Linked DNA regions of Homo sapiens: region 1 is linked to region 2. A link is a contact called in ENCODE Hi-C or POLR2A ChIA-PET data. All regions are on one chromosome and are shown on one strand. Each heading gives the region's core, a stretch centred on a gene start or an enhancer-like site at or near the end of the contact. The rest is flanking DNA. Distances are from core to core; before and after follow the strand shown. Region 1 has its middle 25 kb from the start of SNORA31B. Region 2 overlaps TPT1-AS1 (TPT1 antisense RNA 1).

Region 1 (6,930 bases), core at 2,391-4,890, 56 kb after region 2:
GCACTTTGGGAGGCCGAGACAGGTGGATCACTTGAGGCCAGGAGTTCGAGACCAAGCTGGCCAACATGGTGAAACCTCGTCTCTACTAAAAACATAAAAATTAGGTGGGCGTGGTGGCGCACGCCTGTAATCCCAGCTACTTGGGAGGCTGAGAATTGCTTGAACCTGGGAGGCGAGGTTGCAGTGAGCCAAGATCGTGCCACTACACTCCAGCCTGGGCGACAGAGTAAGACTCTGTCTCAAAAAAAATTTAAAAAAAGAAAACCTGGGCCCCACCCCCTGGCTGCACGTTCCACCTTTTCTTGCTGATTTGGAGTTGAGCCCAATCTCTCCCCCACTGGGGAACAGTCCTTATATATATGGTGACGGCCCCCCGACTAAAGTCTGCCATTCCACTTTAACAAGTGTCAGTAGTGACCCTCCCCTCCCCTCCCCTCCCCTCTCCTCTCCTTTCCTTCTTTTTGAGATGGAATCTTCCTCTGTCGCCCAGGCTGGAGTGCGGTGGCGTGATCTTGGCTCACTGATTCCTCTGCCTCCCAGATTCAAGCGATTCTTCTGCCTCGGCCTCCTGAGTAGCTGGGATTACAGACATGTGACACTACACCCAGCTAATTTTTGTGTGTGTTTTTTTTTTTTTTTTTGAGACGGAGTCTCGCTCTGTCGCCCAGGCTGGAGTGCAGTGGCGGGATCTCGGCTCACTGCAAGCTCCGCCTCCCGGGTTCACGCCATTCTCCTGCCTCAGCCTCCCAAGTAGCTGGGACTACAGGCGCCCGCCACTACGCCCGGCTAATTTTTTGTATTTTTAGTAGAGACGGGGTTTCACCGTTTTAGCCGGGATGGTCTCGATCTCCTGACCTCGTGATCCGCCCGCCTCGGCCTCCCAAAGTGCTGGGATTACAGGCGTGAGTTGTGTTTTTAGTAGAGACGGGGTTTCGCCATGTTGGCCAGGCTGGTCTCGAACACCTGACCTCAAGTGATCTGCCCACCTTGGCCTCCCAAAGTGCTGGCGTGAGCCACCACGCCCGGCCATGAGTAATTTTTTCTGTAGCACACATCTGGCACGTCCCCTCTCCCTCACTCAGCTCCAGTTGCTCAGGCCTCCCCAGTGCCCCTCAAACATCCCCCCCAACTCCTGACCTTATGCTCGCTCTGCCCTTGGAGTCCCATGTGGCTTACACTCTCATTTCTTTTTCTTTTTTCTTTTTTTTGAGATGGAGTCTTGCTCTGTCCACCAGGCTGGAGTGCAATGGCACAACCTCGGCTCACTGCAACCTCTGCCTCCTAGGTTCAAGCCATTCTCCTGCCTCAGACTCCCAGGTAGCTGGGACTACAGGCATGTGCCACCACGCCTGGCTAATTTTTTTTTTTTTTTTTTTTTTGGATTTTTAGTAGAGGTGGGGTTTCACTGTGCTGGCCAGGCTGGTCTCGAACTCCTGACCTCATGATCCACCTGCCTCGGCCTCCCAAAGTGCTGGGATTACAGATGTGAGCCACTGCGCCCAGCCTACACTCTCATTTCTTAGGGTCTCTGCTCTCTTATCAGGAAGGGCTTTCCTAAAGAACCATCTAAATAGCAGTGCCCGACACTCTATCCCGCCTCCCGACTGACATACCATTACCTTCTGATGGGTGAGACCCTGACTTGCTGTTACCGTAGCCCCCATCAGAATGACATCCATTAGAACAGAAGGACCATGAAAGCAGGGACAAGGGCTCTATTTTAGCTTTCACTTTAAGAACACATTTTGTGGGTACTTCATTGTGGATACTTCATAAATATTTGCTTTATAAAGCACAAAACAAAAAATCAGATCAGAAAACAATATGGGCTTTAAAACCTAACAAGACCAGGCATGGTGGCTCACACCTGTAATCCCAGAACTGGTAGGCAACATGGTGAAACCTCATCTCTACCAAAAATACAAAACAAACAAACAAACAAACAAAAGCCGGGCATGGAGGTCATCACCTGTAGTCCCAACTACTAGGGAGGCTGGGGTGGGAGAATCGCTTGAACCTGGGAGACAGATGTTGTAGTGAGGCGAGATCATGCCACTGCACCCCAGCCTGGGTGACAAAGTAAGACCCTGTCTTAAAAACAAAAAACAAACAAAAACATCTAACAAGAATGTTGGCATCAAGCAAAATGTTTCATCTGAAAATAAGAAACTCTGGGTATGGCCGGGTGGGGTGGTTCATGCCTGTAATCCCAACGCTTTGGGAGGCTGAGGCGGCAGATCACTTGAGGTCAGGAGTTCAAGACCAGCCTGGCCAACATGGTGAAACCCCCATCTCTACTAAATAAATAAATAAATAAATAAATAAATAAATAAGGCCGGGTGCGGTGGCTCACGCCTGTAATCCCAGCACTTTGGGAGGCTGAGGCCAGCAGATCACGAGGTCAAGAGATCGAGAACATCCTGGCCAACATGGTGAAACCCCTTCTCTACTAAAATACAGAAATTAGCCGGGCGTGGTGTAGCGGTAGTCCCAGCTACTCGGGAGGCTGAGGCAGGAGAATTGCTTGAGCCTAGGAGGCGGAAGTTGCAGTGAGCCGAATCCCGCCACTGCACTCCAGCCTAGGCGACCGAGAGAAACTCCATCTCAAAAAATAACATAACATAACATAACATAACATAACATAACATAACATAACATAACATAAAAAATAAAATAAAATATAAGCAGGGCACGGTGGCACCCGCCTGTAATCGCAGCTACTCAGGAGACTCAGGCAGAGAATCGCTTGAAACTGGAAGGCGGAGGCTGCAGTGAGCCAAGATCATGCCACTGCACTCCAGCCTGGGAGAAAGAATGAGACTCTGTCTCAAAAATGAAAAAGAAGGCCGGGCGCCATGGCTCACGCCTGTAATCCCAGCACTTTGGGAGGCCGTGTATATTCAGTAGAGACAGGGTTTCACCATGTTGGCCAGGATGGTCTCGATCTCTTGACCTCGTGATCTGCCGGTCTCGGCCTCCCAAAGTGCTGGGATTACAGGCGCGAGCCACCGCACCCGGCCTCTTTTTTTTTTTTTTTTTTTTTAGTAGAGACGGGGGTTTCACCATGTTGGCCAGGCTGGTCTTGAACTCCTGACCTCAAGTGATCTGCCGCCACAGCCTCCCAAAGCGTTGGGATTACAGGCGTCAGCCACCCCACCAGGCCTGCAGGCGATGTTCTTCAGCCTCCCCAACCTTCTAAACAGGGTAAAAGGACCCTGGCGACTATCCCATTGCTGCTTGCCGCTAGGAGCCACACATTTCAAGACTTTTGGCTGGAAAGATAACCGTTTTTACGGTGATACTTCTAAGGTGTTTGTCTGTGTGCTTTTTGGTGTAGTGTCAAATCTTCTGGTAAACATGCGATGAACACATATAGACTTTTGGAGGGGACTTATGGCTTGGCCCCCTCTGCGGATCACCCTAGAGAAAATGCAAACATTACCGTTTAGAGCCGCACCCGCAGAGCTAGAAGAGTTTTCTGTGTGAGGACCGGGCGGCGCTGGAAAGTGCTGCGGCCAGAGACCCCCTGGCCTTTGTCTCTCTGGCGGGCGCGGCTGCCCTGCCCGCCCAGGACTCGCCCCTGCGCCCTCCCTGCGAGGCTGCGGAGAGCAGAGGAGGCCCGGCTCTGGCAGCAGGAACTCAAAGACAGCGAGCGCTCCCCGGACGCTGAGGTCCCTCCGCGCCAAGCCTGGCCTCGCCTGCAGGGCTCGGACGCCGGGGCGGGCTCGTGGCTCCTGCTGCGGGGTCCCGAGGACCGCAGCTCGCTCCGCGCGGATGCTGCTCGGCAGACGCCTCCTTTCTACCTTCCCCTCCACCGCCATTCAGACCAGAATGTACTCGAACATACCCAAATTAAAAAAAAAAAAAAGTAACTCATCGGCATTATCCATTTCCTCCTCCTCCTCCTCCTCCTCAACCCTGTTTTCCGGGGACCATGACAAGAGGCGGCATTTCGTGATGACAGTGTGGGCCACTGCAGTCGTTGCTATTTTATAAGCCAAACGGCTGCTCGCTTTGCCCAGGGAACATAAAAATGACCACCTCCGCCCCTCAAAAAAAAAAAAAAAAAAAAAAAAAAAAAAAAAGAGACGCTTTGTGGTTTGCAGTCCGAGCAGGTGAGAGGCCCTGCCTCTGGCCTCTTCCCGCGCGCTCACAGCCGGGAGGTGTCGCCGGGAGGGGGCGCCCGGGCGCCAGAGGATCTGAGATGCACTGAAGCGCCAACCTGTCTCTATTGGGAGCGGTTCAGGGAAGGAGAAAAAGAACAGGAGGAAGCAACCATAAAGAGCATGTTTGGGGAACGGTCACGTTTCCTTCAGAGCCAGGAGAATGAGGCTGACATTTGTACAGGTGTAGTCTGGCGAAGAGCCCCAACGTGGCACGTTGCTTAGCGACGGAAGCCAAAGCGTTAATAAAAACCGTTAGGGTGAACACTTACAATAAAAGACAGGTGGTACAAAGTCAATGGATGCTGCCGCATCTTATTATTGAAATTCCTGCTGGCTAAGTGGAAAGAGAGGCAGTCTTGCTTCCAAATTTTCCTTTGCAGAAAGATACCAAGCATTCCGTTGGGGATGGAAGTGGGGCTGTTGGTACATTAAGTCTGATGCGGTTATTATTGTGTAGGCATTCTGACATGGCCAGAGTGGTTAGCATGTGTTTACTATGAACGTATTCTTTCAGCAGTTAAGTACGTAATGTGCAAAACACAGGTGCATCATCACAGATTGTCTTCATTTAAAGTTCTTCATGTATGCATCTGCAGCCACCCTTTTGTATCTTCTTGTGAATACTTTGCCCTGTGACTGCCCTCTCCTACCCAAAAGACAGACAAAGGCAGGGAAGATGATGAAATAGTGGGTGCTAGGTGGGGAGGGTAAACAACTGATAGTTCCTACCCGAAATCTTGCCTCAGGGGCTTCTGAAACCAGCAAACATGAAAACAGGAGTTGAGTCAAGCATTGGTATTCTAGCTCTCAAGTGAAATTTAACAAATTTTGCAGCCACTTCTCTAAGGCTTCCCATAATTAGACTGATGAAATTGTAAGGGTTCTATTAAAATTTGTACAATCAATCAATAACCATAACCCATTAGTTGCACCCTGCTAAGGTATAGATAAAATAAATGCAGTAAAGAATGAAAAATTGGCCGGGCGCAGTGGCTCACGCCTGTAATCCCAGCACTTTGGGAGGCCGAGGCGGGCGGATCACAAGGTCAGGAGATCGAGACCATCCTGGCTAACACGGTGAAACCCCGTCTCTACTAAAAATACAAAAAAATTAGCCGGGTGCGGTGGCGGGCGCCTGTAGTCCCAGCTACTCGGGGGGCTGAGGCAGGAGAATGGCATGAACCTGGGAGGCGGAGCTTGCAGTGAGCTGAGATCCAGCCACTGCACTCCAGCCTGGGCAACAGAGCGAGACTCCGTCTCAAAAAAAAAAAAAAAAAAAAGAATGAAAAACATCCGGGCCAGGGGCAGTGGCTCACGCCTATAATCCCAGCACTTTGGGAAGCCAAGCTGGGAGGATCGCTTGAGCCCAGAAGTTCGAGACCAGCCTGGGCAACAAAGGGAGACCCCATCTCTATAAAAAAATTAATCCAATAAATAAGAAAAATATCTGCAACTGGCTAAAAAAAAGTATGTAGGTACGGTTTTTCTTTTCGGAAATCATACTCCCAGCTGCTGCATCTACTGTGTATGTACAGAAAAGGGACTTTAGTAATTTAACTCATAGATGACTAACCTGTTGATAAAATAATTGTTAATGTTTGGGTGGTGTAGTTCACCAGAAGGGCACCAGAGGGCGCCCAAGTTTGCTTCCCACAGAACCCCAGGGTAATTTGCAGTTCAAAAGGCTGGCACTCAGCCCAGCATGGTTTCAACACCTGGAGGTCCTGTTGCTGGAAAGCATTTTGGAAACACAGGACTGATAACTTCCGTTCCACTGGTATGAACTGGAAGATGGCTAGGCTAATGCTCACTGTTGGATTCGAAGTCTTGACCTTGTTTTCAGTTGTGTTTGGGGCTGCTTTGTAGGAAGACCCGTCTCCCAGCTCTCAGCTTGTCTCCCACCCTCAGCATTTTTATAATGATAGTGCACAATGACAATCCCTGGAATAGTATAATTACAGTCTAGTGCATAGAGCGGTATGGATGAGGGGGATGTGTACATTCACAGAGGAGAACAGTGAGTGAAATCAGCCCTACCTAATCGACAGAGCTTTGTCATATGTTCTAAAGGTTAAAAATTCTCAATACGGGGACTCCCTTTTATTTCAAATCCACATCTGAATCTCTTTCACCTTGTTTACTGTGAGTCACTGAATCAATTATCTACTGCTGTGTTACAAATAACCCCCAAATATAGTTAAGAATAATAAATATGTATTATCTCAAAGTTTCTGTGGGTCAAGAATTCAAAGCCTCTTGGCTAGATGGTATGAGCCTGGGGTCTCTTTGTTGAGGCTGCTGTGAAATGGTGGCTGTGTCTGCAGTCATTTGAACACCTGACTGGGTTGGGGTATCCACTTCCAGGATGTTCACTCACATAGCTGCTGGGAGGAGGCTTCCTCACCTCCTGGATCTCATCATTGGACCGTTTCAGTCTCTCCCACGATATGGTAGCTGCTTCCTCCAGAGTGAGAACTCCAATGGAAATACAGTGGAAGCCACAATATGGTTTATGATCTAGTTTTGGAAGCTGCACATCATTTCCTCAATGTCCTAATGGTTACATGGTTAGCCCTGGGACTGACTACCCAAGGGCATGAATTCCAGGTGCTGGGGATCATAGGAGACCCTCTTGGAAGCTGGCTGGAGTGCAGTGGCGTGATCTCAGCTCACTGCAACCTCTGCCTCCCAGGTTCAAGTGATTCTCCTGCCTGAGCCTCCTGAGTAGTTGGGATTACAGGTGTCTGCCACCATGCCCAGCTAA
Region 2 (6,203 bases), core at 2,440-4,939:
CTAGGAATGCGCTGATGGTTCTGACTGCGGTCATTGGGAATATCATTCCGCTCTCCCCTGCCCGGCGGCTGGAGCGGCGTGTTCGCAGCGCCCTCTGCCGGACATTCGGCGAAACCGTAACTGCAGCAACCCCCTTGGCGGGGTGTGTAGGGGCGTCAAGCCGCGCTCATCAGCCCCCTTTGCAATACAGCTCCCTACTGCTAAGTGGAGGTGAGTAGTAAATAATACTCGCTGACTGAGAAAGTGCAAGGTCATCCGATTTTATTAATAGGCCGGGCGCGGTGGCTCACGCCCGTAATCCCAGCACTTTGGGAAGCCGACGCGAGAGGATCCCTGTAGCCCAAGAGTTTGAAACCAACAAGATAGTGAGATACCGTCTCGATCTTGCAGATAAACATTTTTAAAAAAAGAAGAAAAAAAAAAAAGGCCGGGCGCGGTGGCTCACGCCTGTAATCCCAGCACTTTAGGAGACCGAGGCGGGTGGATCACTTGAGGTCAGGAGTTTGAGACCAGCCTGGGCAACAGGGCAAAACCCAGTCTCTACTAAAAATACAAAAAATTAGCCGGGCCTGGTGTCAGGTGCCTGTAATCCCAGCTACTCGGGAGGCTGAGGCAGGAGAATCGCTTGAACCTGGGAGGCAGAGGTTGCAGCGAGCCGAGATCGTGCCATTGCACTCCAGCCTGGGCAACAGAATCAGACTGGCTCAAAAAAAAAAATTAAATTCTATTAAAGAACAAACAAATTTTTACTTCTAATTAGAACACTCCATTCTAGCAAAACACACATAGGTTAAAAAGATGGGTACATACATGGTTTATCCAGTAGCTTTGGCCACCGCTAGGTAGAGAGTTGCATCCTCAGGAGTTTCCCACACTTCATTTATTCGTTTACTCATTCTTTTTCCCCCCAACAACTATTTATTTCATGCTTAGTAAATACCATGCACTCTTATGGCAGAGAACCAAAACAAAAAATTCTCCCCTCCTGAAGTGTATCGCCTAGTGATGGAGACACGTAGTAAACAGATAAATATCTACTTACAATTGGAGGCCAGTGCTCTGAAGGAAAACAGCCAGGTTTTGAGAGCTCTATTTTAGGAAGATGGGCAAGGATAGCCTCCTTGGAGCTGACCTGAAGTGAAGATCTGAAATTGACATGGAATGAGCCAGGCAAAGCAGAGAGGGATTCCAAGTGGCTTCATGAGTTCTCAGATGAGGGACTGGGAGGAAGCCGGTGTGCGGTGCTCAGGAGTGGCGGGGTGTAAACTGTGGTGAGGTTAAGGAAGCAGGAGTTAACAATAAGCACCTGGGCCGGGCGCGGTGTCTCACGCCTGTAATCCCAGCACTTTGGGAGGCCAAGGCAGGTAGGTCACTTGAGTTTAGGAGCTGGAGACCAGCCTGGGCAACATGGCAAAACCCCGTCTCTACAAACAGTACAAAAATTAGCCGAGTATGGTGGTGTCACCTGTAGTCCCACCTACTTGGGAGGCTGAGGTGGGAGGATTGCTTGAGACTGGGAGGCAGAGGCTAGAGTGAGCCATGATTGGGCCACTGCACTCCAGCCTGAGTATCGCTCAGAGTGAGATCCTGTCATGGCGGGGAAAAAAAAGGAAGAAAAAGATTTAAACCCAGGCAATCCACATCAGCAGCCATTCTCATACCTATCCACTCCTCACTGCCTTCTAGGCATTGCTGAATTTGAGCTTTATTTTAAGTACAATGAGATATTTGTAAGCTTTTAAGTGGGACTCTGCATGATCTTTTATGTTTTAACAAGATGGTGCTAGATGATTACAGACTTTAGGGAGGAAGAGTAGAAGGGTGAGACAGCAGGCTGAGACAAGGAGGAGAGGTGCAGAGGTGGGAGACAGTGCAAGGATTTAAAACAAGTGACAGGACTGGTGACAGATCAGGTGAGGTGGTGTTGGAAAGGAAGGTGTCAAAGAAGGCACTTAGCTCAGGAAACTGGGTGGTACCATTGGCTGAGATGGAGCAGAGTGCAAGTTTAGGAGAGTCAGTAGAATTCAGATGTGCATACGTTGAGTTAAATGAGATGCCGGTGATACGGCTAAAACCAAAACCAAGGAGGCTGTTGGATAAATCACCGGCATTTCAAACTTAAGGTGTATAAAGGTGAATTCTTCATTTACCTTATTCTGAAATTCAGAGACGTCCAGGCTAGAAATGGAAATTTTTTTTTTTAAGCATTATGAGTGCTATTTAAGTCACTTACGGATGATGCTATCTAGGGAGAACACATAAACACAGAAGAGTTCCAAGAATCAAACCCTAAGGAACTCCAACATTTGGAGGGTGGATCCAGAAAGAGAAGGCAGGAGAGAGGAGAGAAAGCCAGTGCCTGAGGGGAGCCAGGAAGGACTCACAAGACAAACACAGCCTAGAACTGTGCTTACATTGTGCTTGGAAAAAGAAATAGACACCAGATCCCTGCTTCCTGTTTCCTTATGTGAACCCAAAGTATCCGAGACAGGTCTCAACCAATTTAGAAAGTTTATTTTGCCAAGGTTGAGGACACACGCCCGTGACACAGCCTCAGGAAGTCCTGACCACATGTGTCCAAGGTGGTCAGGGCACAGCTTGGTTTTATACATTTTAGGGAGACATGAGACATCAATCAATATGTGTAAGATGTACATTGGTTTGGTCCAGGAAGGCGAGACAACTCGAGGTGAGGGACGGGGCTTCCAGGTCACAGGTGGATAAGAGACAAACAGTTGCATTCTGTTGAGTTTCTGATTAGCCCTTCCTTGTGGAATTAGGTATTTCCTTGTGGGCAAATTATGAGCAAGGTGTGTAGCTTTTTTTTTTTTTTAATCTTTGTAGCTCTCTTATTTAGGAAATAAAATGGGGGGCAGGTTTGCCTGAAAGTTCTCAGCTTGACTCCTTGGCTTAGTGATTTTGGGTTCCTTGGAAAATGATTTATTTTCCATTCACACTTGTGGCAGGAAGTGGCCCAGACTCATGGAGTTTCAGTGTCAAAGTCTAGGCTGGTATAGAGGGAGCCCATGTGCTTGTCTAAGTTTATTCATTTGTCTACACTAGCAGGTGACGGGTGGCTGGGCACAGTGGCTCATGCCTGTAATCCCAGAACTTTGGGAGGCCGAGGTGGGTGGATCACTTGAGGTCAGGAGTTCAAGACCAGCCTAGCCAAGATAGTGAAACCCTGTCTCTACTAAAAATACAAAAAATACGGCCGGGCACGGTGGCTCACACCTGTAATCCCAGTACTTTGGGAGGCTGAGGCAGGTGGATCACGAGATCAGGAGATCGAGACCATCCTGGCTAACATGGTGAAACCCCATCTCTACTAAATACACAAAAAAATTAGCTGGGCGTCATGGCAGGCACCTGTAGTCCCAGCTACTCAGGAAGCTGAGGCAGAGAATTGCTTGAATCCAGGTGGTGGAGGTTGCAGTGAGCCTAGATCATGCCACTGCACTGCAGCCTGGGTGACAGAGCAAGACTCCATCTCAAAACAAAAACAAAAACAAAAAATTAGCCAGGTATGGTGGCACATGCCTTTAGTCCCAGCTACTGGAGAGGCTGATGTGAAAGGATCACCTGAGCCTTCATCACTGCAGTGAGCTGTGATGACTGAACAGGGTGAGTCAGCTCGGGGGCAGGTGCCCACAAGCCTTTGAGAGAGGGAGTCCACTCTGAGGATGGGTGGGTGGGGCTCAGGCATTGTTAGTCATATTCTTGTTCTCATTTCCTGTTTTTTTTTTTTAATCTCTCTCTGCCACTTCCTTTGATTACACCCATTTCTCCTCTTTCTACCTTACTATCTTCCCCCGCCAGAAAGCTAATTATGATTTCAGCAATCATTTGTCCCCATAATCCCATGATAATAAAATGTCCTTGTCCTCATCAATTACTATGCTGATTTATTTATTTTTTTTTTTTTTTGAGACAGTCTCCCTCTGTTGCCCAGGCTGGAGTGCAGTGGTGTGATCTCGGCTCCCTGAAACCTCTGCCTCCCAGGTTCAAGCGATTCTCCTGCCTCAGACTCCTGAGTAGCTGGGATTACAGGCACGTGCCACCATGCCCAGCTAATTTTTGTATTTTTAGTAGAGACCAGGTTTGACCATGTTGGTCAGGCTGGTCTCGAACTCTTGACCTCGTGATCCGCACACCTTGGCCTCCCAGAGTGCTGGGATTACAGGCGTGAGCCACTGCTCCCGGCCAAATTTTTTTCCTTCACATCTCTTTTGAATGCTTGAAAATTGCTGCCAGATATTTTTGTTTGTTTGTTTATTTATTTTGAGGCAGAGTCTTGCTGTGTCGCCCAGGCTGGAGTGCAGTGGTGCAATGTTGGCTCACCGCAACCTTCGCCTCCTGGGTTCGAGCGATTCTCCTGCCTCAGCCTCCCAAGTAGCTGTGATTACAGGCGCCCACCACCACGCCAGTCTTTTTGTATTTTTAGTATAGACGGGGTTTCACCATGTTGGCCAGGCTCATCTTGAACTCCTGGCCTACCAAAGTGCTGGTATTACAGGCATGAGCCACCACGCCTGGCCTGTTTGAGACAGAGTCTCGCTCTGTCGCCCAGGCTGGAGTGCAGTGGCATGATCTTGGCTCACTGCAACCTCCACCTCCTGGGTTCAAGCGATTCTCCTGCTTCAGCCTCCCAAGTAGCTGGTACTACAGGCGCCCACCACCATGCCTGGCTAATTTTTGTATTTTTAGTAGAGACAGGGTTTCACCATCTTGGCCAGGCTGGTCTCGAACTCCTGACCTCAGGTGATCCACCTGCTTCGGCCTCCCAAAGTGCTGGGATTACAGGCGTGAGCCACCATGTTTGTTTTTTGAGATGGAGTCTCACTCTGTAGCCCAGGCTGGAGTGCAGTGGCACGATCTCGGCTCACTGCAACCTCCGCCTCCTGGGTTCAAGCGATTCTTCTACCTTAGCCTCCTGAGTAGCTGGAATTACAGGCACATGCCCCCACACCCAGCTAATTTTTGTATTTTTAGTAAAGGATGGGGTTTCACCATGTTGGCCAGGCTGGTCTCAAACTCCTGACCTCCAGTGATCCACCTGCCTCAGCCTCCCAAAGTGCTGGGATTACAGGGGTGAGCCACCGTGTCTGGCCTACTGCTGGATATGTTTTATTTTTTGTTTTTGTTTTTGTTTTTTGAGATGGAGTTTTGCTCTTGTTGCCAAGGCTGGAGTGCAATGGCGTGATCTTGGCTCACTGCAACCTCTGCCTCCCAGGTTCAAGCAATTCTCCCGCCTCAGCCTCCCGAGTAGCTGGGATTACAGGCATGTGCCACCATGCCCGGCTAATTTTGTATTTTTAGTAGAGACGGGGTTTCTCCATGTTGGTCAGGCTGGTCTCAAACTCCCGACCTCAGGTAATCCACCCTCCTCGGACTCCCATAGTGTTGGGATTACAGGCGTGAGCCACCATGCCAGGCCCGGATATGTTTAAGAGGATTTTGTCTCCATGGTGGGGAGAAGGGAAAGATGAATCCCCACCCTAAGGCCTAACAGTAGTTCAGGGAGGTACAATTCTATGCAGAATGGTCTCCAGTGTCTAGCCTGACAGGCCAGAAATACAGGTAGCTGACTCATTGGGGAAGTTCTACCATTTAAAAGAAACTATCCTTTTCCTAATTATAAATGTATATTTTGTAGTAGAATTGGATTCCTGAAACTTTAATGAACTTGTGGATCCCTGGGGGGCCTCGTGAGGTGGCAGTATCTGACTTGGGAGGGCTGTGGTGGGGTTGGGATGCCGCATTTCTAACAAGCTCTCTGGTGGTGCTGAGATCACTGGCAGACAAACCACACTGGGGACTATCAAAGACTTAGCAAACAAACAAAAAATAGCTAGGATTACAAAAGCCAGCTGTAAATTTGCCTTCTCAAAAGGGACACTGCTTTCCATTCCTCTCTCCACGCCGGACTAGGTCAGGGCTCCGGGCTTCCCTCTCCAACGTCACCCACAGCATCGAGAGAGGGAACAGATGGAGATGAGGATGTAGAGTTGCTGGGGAGGCCAGAGGTTTGGAATGAGTGAATATGGGGTGGGGAGAGGTGGCCAGGGAAGGAGAAAATCAGAAAGGAGTCTCGTCCTGCTGCTGCCTGAGATAACTGATGATTTGCCTCCTCGCCTGAGATGAGTCAGGCGCAGGGATCTGCAGGATGAAAGGGAGAATTGGGGCAAGAGCTCTGAGTGGGT

Evidence for each region. A loop is a pair of places that touch in the nucleus more often than their neighbours do. ChIA-PET counts read pairs that join two places held with the same protein, here RNA polymerase II (POLR2A). Pooled maps may share reads with other maps.
Region 1: a loop to region 2 is called in a map of CD8-positive, alpha-beta T cell, with 7 times the contacts of the local background. The contact joins two enhancer-like sites. A Hi-C loop is called at or near these places in 2 of 168 maps with a recorded cell type or tissue (CD8-positive, alpha-beta T cell and naive thymus-derived CD4-positive, alpha-beta T cell), 2 of 37 single-sample maps with no recorded cell type and 9 of 50 pooled maps. POLR2A ChIA-PET finds 5 or more read pairs at or near these places in 11 of 52 experiments (A673, AG04450, BJ and 7 more).

Annotation. Positions count from the first base shown.
Region 1 is chr13:45,308,481-45,315,410 of GRCh38, reverse strand. No RefSeq gene overlaps it. Among named protein-coding and RNA genes, the nearest start is that of SNORA31B, 25 kb to the left of the region's middle. RefSeq lists a silencer at 3,571-3,630 and an enhancer at 5,474-6,166. Within about 2 kb of position 3,640, at least 4 of the 41 ENCODE cell types and tissues checked have a DNase peak (open chromatin) inside an H3K27ac peak, as active enhancers do.
Region 2 is chr13:45,365,022-45,371,224 of GRCh38, reverse strand. TPT1-AS1 (TPT1 antisense RNA 1) reads right to left here. Exons shown (of 11, transcript NR_024458.1): 4 at 1,043-1,145. Among named protein-coding and RNA genes, the nearest start is that of TPT1-AS1, 27 kb to the right of the region's middle. RefSeq lists enhancers at 1-195, 196-696, 3,246-3,752. Within about 2 kb of position 3,689, at least 12 of the 41 ENCODE cell types and tissues checked have a DNase peak (open chromatin) inside an H3K27ac peak, as active enhancers do.